Regions from separate parts of the Homo sapiens genome. Here region 1 is linked to region 2. A link is a contact called in ENCODE Hi-C or POLR2A ChIA-PET data. All regions are on one chromosome and are shown on one strand. The core of a region is the stretch at or near the end of the contact, and the rest is flanking DNA. Distances in the headings are between cores, read along the strand shown. Region 1 overlaps RGL1 (ral guanine nucleotide dissociation stimulator like 1). Region 2 holds the start of EDEM3 (ER degradation enhancing alpha-mannosidase like protein 3).

Evidence for each region. Hi-C counts contacts between places; a loop is a spot of excess contacts on that map. ChIA-PET counts read pairs that join two places held with the same protein, here RNA polymerase II (POLR2A). Pooled maps may share reads with other maps.
Region 1: a pooled map shows a loop between it and region 2 (2.5-fold over the local background). The contact joins the enhancer-like site here to the promoter of EDEM3 in region 2. A Hi-C loop is called at or near these places in 2 of 37 single-sample maps with no recorded cell type and 4 of 50 pooled maps. POLR2A ChIA-PET finds 5 or more read pairs at or near these places in 1 of 52 experiments (activated T-cell).

Annotation. Positions count from the first base shown.
Region 1 is chr1:183,914,865-183,917,564 of GRCh38, forward strand. It overlaps RGL1 (ral guanine nucleotide dissociation stimulator like 1), which reads left to right. Exons shown (of 18, transcript NM_001297671.3): 16 at 1,583-1,837. Among named protein-coding and RNA genes, the nearest start is that of RGL1, 110 kb to the left of the region's middle. RefSeq lists an enhancer at 1,181-1,370. Within about 2 kb of position 1,272, at least 17 of the 41 ENCODE cell types and tissues checked have a DNase peak (open chromatin) inside an H3K27ac peak, as active enhancers do.
Region 2 is chr1:184,753,431-184,756,130 of GRCh38, forward strand. EDEM3 (ER degradation enhancing alpha-mannosidase like protein 3) reads right to left here and starts at 1,428. Exons shown (of 20, transcript NM_025191.4): 1 at 1,059-1,428. The coding sequence starts at 1,216. It overlaps LOC105371649 (a long non-coding RNA gene), which reads left to right and starts at 1,744. Exons shown (of 3, transcript XR_922357.4): 1 at 1,744-2,103. RefSeq lists enhancers at 1,012-1,111, 1,582-1,681.

The DNA of each region.
Region 1 (2,700 bases), core at 22-2,521, 840 kb before region 2:
ATTGAATGAATAATTGGAAAATGCACCCCCTTAACTAATATATCTGCAAAGAAACTTATGCTATTAACTTATCTATCATCAGTTAGTCCTCAAATTGAGCCACTAAGTTGATTCATTTGGGAACATAAGGAAGAAAAAAACCCAAAAACCAAAACAAAAACTAAACCATATTATGATAGAGCCACAATCAGACCCCTACCCATGAGAATTGTCACATCAGCTGGCTGGCTGTAAACTAACTGTGCAATAGAACTGAATGTATAATTATGCCACAGGAGGAAATCTACAGGAAATAAGATAATAGACTCCATTTTAATCAGAAGCCTGATAACCAGAAAGCTCAACTTCTATACTGTTTCCATGGAAAGGCAGATAAATATGAAAGAAATGTTATTTATTTTATAAATGACTTCCAGAATATTTTATAGGATTAACATGGTATAATTTAGCTTAAGTCATTCCGGGAAATTCTTTATAATTTTCTACAATAATAATGGGTATTTTAAATGGTTCAATTTAATGATTTTTAAAAGTACCTCTTCCAATAACTTCTTTCTTTGGTTATTGGTATTGCATGGATGAGAAATGTGTAGTTAATCAGAAAAGCATATTAACTGTAGTACTCCATTTCTTAATTGTCCTTGATACACATCATGAAAATGTATACAGTTGGCTCTACTAGCAAATGTGGAAAGTGGTGAAGCTGCTTAAAGGCTGTATTTCCCTTGAGCAAGTCACTTTTATATTCTGAATCTTATTCTCCTCGTCTTTATAATGCTCTGCATTTTGTTCACAAGACAGTTGTGGAATTAAAATGGGATAAGATAATATGAAAGTTCATGATAAGCCTCACAGTACTAAACATACCGAGGTAGCAGCATACTATGTTGATTCATCTTATTGTCATCAGCCACAGGCTGAGCCTTGGCCATGTGCTTGCTCTGGGAACTCGACAGTGGGAATCAGGGAGCTTGGGTTCCTGTTCTAGGGGTGCTGTCAACTAGCTGTGTGGACCTGGAGCCCCAGTTTTCTCCCTGGGTCTCAGGTTCCTCAGCAGAACAGGTATGGGACTAGTTGATGTCCAAGGCCTTTCTAGCACTAATATTCAATGCAGAGCCGTATAATCTGGGGTACTTCTCTTAGAAACTTCTAAAAATACAGAACTTTCTCTCTCACTACGAAATCTGACTGCAGTAGGACTGAATCAACTGCGTTGGCAAGGCTTTCCTCCAGCCCCGTAAGCTTCTGACTTCTTTGGGAACCCATATTGCCTCCAGTTTCTGGTGTCTGCTGCCACCTGCTGGTTAACTTCTATAAGAACAGCTAAAACCTAGGGAAATAGAACTGCTTTGCCTCACGTGCTTATAGAGTGATTAGGTCACACTGAGTCACCGATAGGCATCTACCACTGATGGGGACTCAGAGTACTTACACCAGGGATGAGACACATGTGTGCTGTGGGCTGTTGTGGAGGAAATAACTGCAGTCTATCAGTCTTGATATCTACCTCTGCTTTGAAAATTGCAAAGCTGTTGGCCAGCGTTCTAATCTGTTTTCTTCTGGGGTGTGTTTACTCTTCCAGCTCTCTGAGTCCTCCTCATCCTGTTCTTCTATCCATTCCATGGACACAAATTCCTCAGGGATGTCTTCCTTAATCAACCCCCTCTCCTCCCCTCCGTCCTGCAACAACAACCCCAAAATCCACAAGCGCTCTGTCTCGGTGACGTCCATTACCTCGACTGTGCTGCCTCCTGTTTACAACCAACAGAATGAAGACACCTGCATAATCCGCATCAGTGTGGAAGACAATAACGGCAACATGTACAAGAGCATCATGGTGAGGAGCAAGCCCTGACCCAGGAGCGGGTTTCCATTTAGATTGTGTGTCTGTGTCTGTCGGCCGCTCAGACTAATAGCCCTAAATATGCACACTCAATATTAGCATATACATATATGCATTCACACAGAAGGGATGTGTGTCAGTTCCAGGTCTCCCTGGGCATAGATGCTGAATGATATATGTATATAAAATATATATACATATATATGCACACACATGGTGTATATAGGATATAATTTTCACATCTTAAAGAAATGCTAAAACTTATTCGTTTAGGTCAGTATTAGCCATTTGAAAATTCTCAATTTGGGTGACAGTGTAAATGTGCTCCAGGGAGGATGACACAACCTCACACATTTTTGGAAGCCTTCCTATGGAATTATATGTCTGGTTTTATCATTGAATTTCCACACATTCTTAGCAGTGTACTCCCCTGATGGCAGATTTTTGTCATTTAGTCATTTGGATCAAACCTAGTTAATAAAGTGGATGATCAAGCTAGAAATACAGTTTGGGTTAATGAGGAACGATGCCTATAAAATGAGACTGACCTTTTTGAGCTTCTTGTAAAATCTGTGTGTTTCTGAGGACAATTGCAAAGATATTTTTAATAATGGCAGTCTTTTGGGAATACACACAGAGCCTCTCATGGCGATAACCTTGGGTATGTGAGGTCTGGTAGGTTTATCACAAGAATATAAACTCCTTAGTTTATGGGAGATAATCATGTATTGGAAATCACTTTATCCTTTGCAGCAAAATCCCACAGCTAATTCCACATCTCTCCTCATCTTTATCACTCGCCTCTTTGAAGGCACACTCAGTGCTTACAAGCTCAGGTCTGAATATGGCATAAGTGG
Region 2 (2,700 bases), core at 178-2,677:
GAGTTTCGCTCTTGTTGCCCAGGCTGGATCTATCTCTGCATTAAGAGTGCTTTTATTTTCTTAGGGTAGATTCTCAGAAATAGAACTGATGAATCAAAGTGTGCACAATTTAAATTTTAGTAGATACTACCAATAAGTTACAGCAATTTACACTCTCACTAAGCCTTTTTTTTCTATTCCTTAACTAACCAGAACCGTATCCTTGTGTTTTGTATTATATTTACTAATCTGATGGGCAAAAACCAGCTAGCTCCTCGTTTTAATCTGCATCTCCTACGTTTATGGAGGTTGAGTAACTTTTCATGTTTATTTACCACTTCCATTTCCTCTTCTGGCTTAACCGTTCATGCCTTTCTCCCATTTCCTACTGGTTCTTCGCTTTTTTCTTATTCATGTGTAGGACCTCGTGTATGTATTACTCTGAATTAAATGGTGTAAATAGAATTGATAATTTTAACACACTTCCAAGACGGATAAAAACTACTGAATAGGTATACTTGAGACTTTTGAATAATTTCCCCCCAAACATTCTATTATGAAAATACAGTGCAAGAAAACACTGCAAGGAAATAGTAAAATGTGTAAAGTTCAAGTTCCAATGAACGCCCCCTTTTCCGTAACAGGTGTAAACATCATTTCCTTAACTACTGTGAGATCAGCAACATTTTCCCAGTTGGAAGCTCACTTGCGCGAGAAAGCTAACCATGCTTCGGTCGACAGGCAGCCAACCGCAGAACTCCAGCGCGCAGCGATGCGGGCTGTAGCCCCCTTCTTGGGCCACTGACATGGCAGCCGCGTTGACACACCGCGCCTGGCTTCAAGGAGCCTGCACATGTCACCGGCGGCCAGGGCGACACCCCGTCAGCTCCCCCGAGGTCAGGTCGCGGGCGGCGGTTCCCACCTCCCCGGACCCTGTCCACCCCTCTAGGGTTCTCGCGCGGGAAGAGCCGTTCCAATCGCGACAGGAGAGGCCACTACGCGACCGGGTCGCAATGACAGGCACCCCTCCTGTTGTCAGCCTCACCGAGAAACCCACCCCAGGCTGCCAGCACCCTTACCCAAGCTTCTGTTTCTCCTCCCTACTCATGGGCTCGGCCCCCGCCGTCCACACGGAGGTGGCCGACACCAGGCAGAACGCGGCCGTCGCCGCCACTAGTCTCCATCGCGCTCGCTGGGGAACCGGGGACCCACAGCCCCGGCCGCCGGCTTCGCTCATGGCCCCGCGGTTCCGCGCACGCGCAGCTGCTACGCCCGGCCGGTGAGACACATTGCTGGACGCTGGTGGCCAGGGGGCTGCTAGCCGTGCCGAGACGGGGCGGGATGCGGAGTAACACGGACGGCCGCCGGCGCCAAACTGTTTCCCGAAGCCACCAAGCCGGTCCCCAGCGCCAGCGCTGCCACCGCCCTCCGCCCTCAGTATCCCGGAGCGCCTCCCCCAGCTTTCCGGTGTCGTAGTCTAGGAAACCGCCTCCCCAACGTTACTTCCGGGTAGGGCCGAAGCCGTAGAGCCTCAGGACCAATGGAGACCTCATGGGAGAGGGGCTGTCTCCGGCGACTGGAGAGGGCATTGGCCAGGAGAAGTGAGACGTGGACAAAAGGCGGGACTGGGAAGGGATCTCTCGCTTCGACCCGCCTCCGACCCGCGGAGTTGCCCCCTGAGGACTACCAGTCCCAGTGTGCACTGCTTCTTCCCCGGCTCTCCCGCGAGCCGACTCGGAGCCGTGTCTCTCGCTTCTACCCGGGGTAGGCGCGCTGCACCCTGGGACTTGCGGTCCTCCGAGGTCGCCAGTGGTTGCTGGGATCCCACCTCCCCCTTTCCTCGGCGCCCTACAGTCAACCCTGTCTCGGTGGGCTGCGGAGTCCCGGGAAACCCGTCAGCTGTTTATCTCTCTTCCTCAGAAAGTTGTTTCCCAGAGAGCTGGCTGAATGAGGCGCACTGTCCCCATGTCAGTGCTGCTGCGTTAGGGAATAGTGTTGGAGTAGTCGTCTACCCTCAGGGAAATTCCAAAACACAGTAACAGCAAAATGAATTGAGCCTTTGAAGGCATTGCGCTAAGGTTTTTACTCGCAATCATCTCATGCACTCTTCTCAACTCTGATAGAGTAAGTACCACCATCCCCCTTTTGCAGACGAGAAAACAGAGGCTTAGAAAAGTTGGTTAACAAGAGCTCGTCACACTGCTGTATTAGAATCCATCCAGCCTCTGATTCGGAAGCCCTTGCATTTAACCACCGCGCAGTACTACAAGGATGAAGGAGCACGTGGGTCCTCGTACATGATTAATAATAGTTACCTCAAAAGCTCAATGTAAGGAGAGCTGTGTGGGCTGCAAAGAAGGTTTAATGAAGGAGATTGGAACTTGCAATGAATTTTGATGACCGAGTCCCAGGTTAACTATTGGTAAAATGACACATCGGTTCCTCTTGAAAAACCACATTGTTTTTCTAGTGTGGTCATTCAATAGGTGCGGAGTTTAGGAGCTTCGATGTGATCTCTGTGACCACAGTAAATTACTTACGTGTCCTTTAAGCAGTATTCGGCGGTCTTTCTGGAAACGTTTCTTCCTTGACTTTTATCACCTTACCTCTTACCTCTTAACCTCTTACCTCTTCTCTGGCTGACCCGTTTTCCTTCATTCTCTCGCTACTTTATATTAAAATACAGGTGTTCCCTTAAGGTTTTCTTTTTGTCCTTTTTCT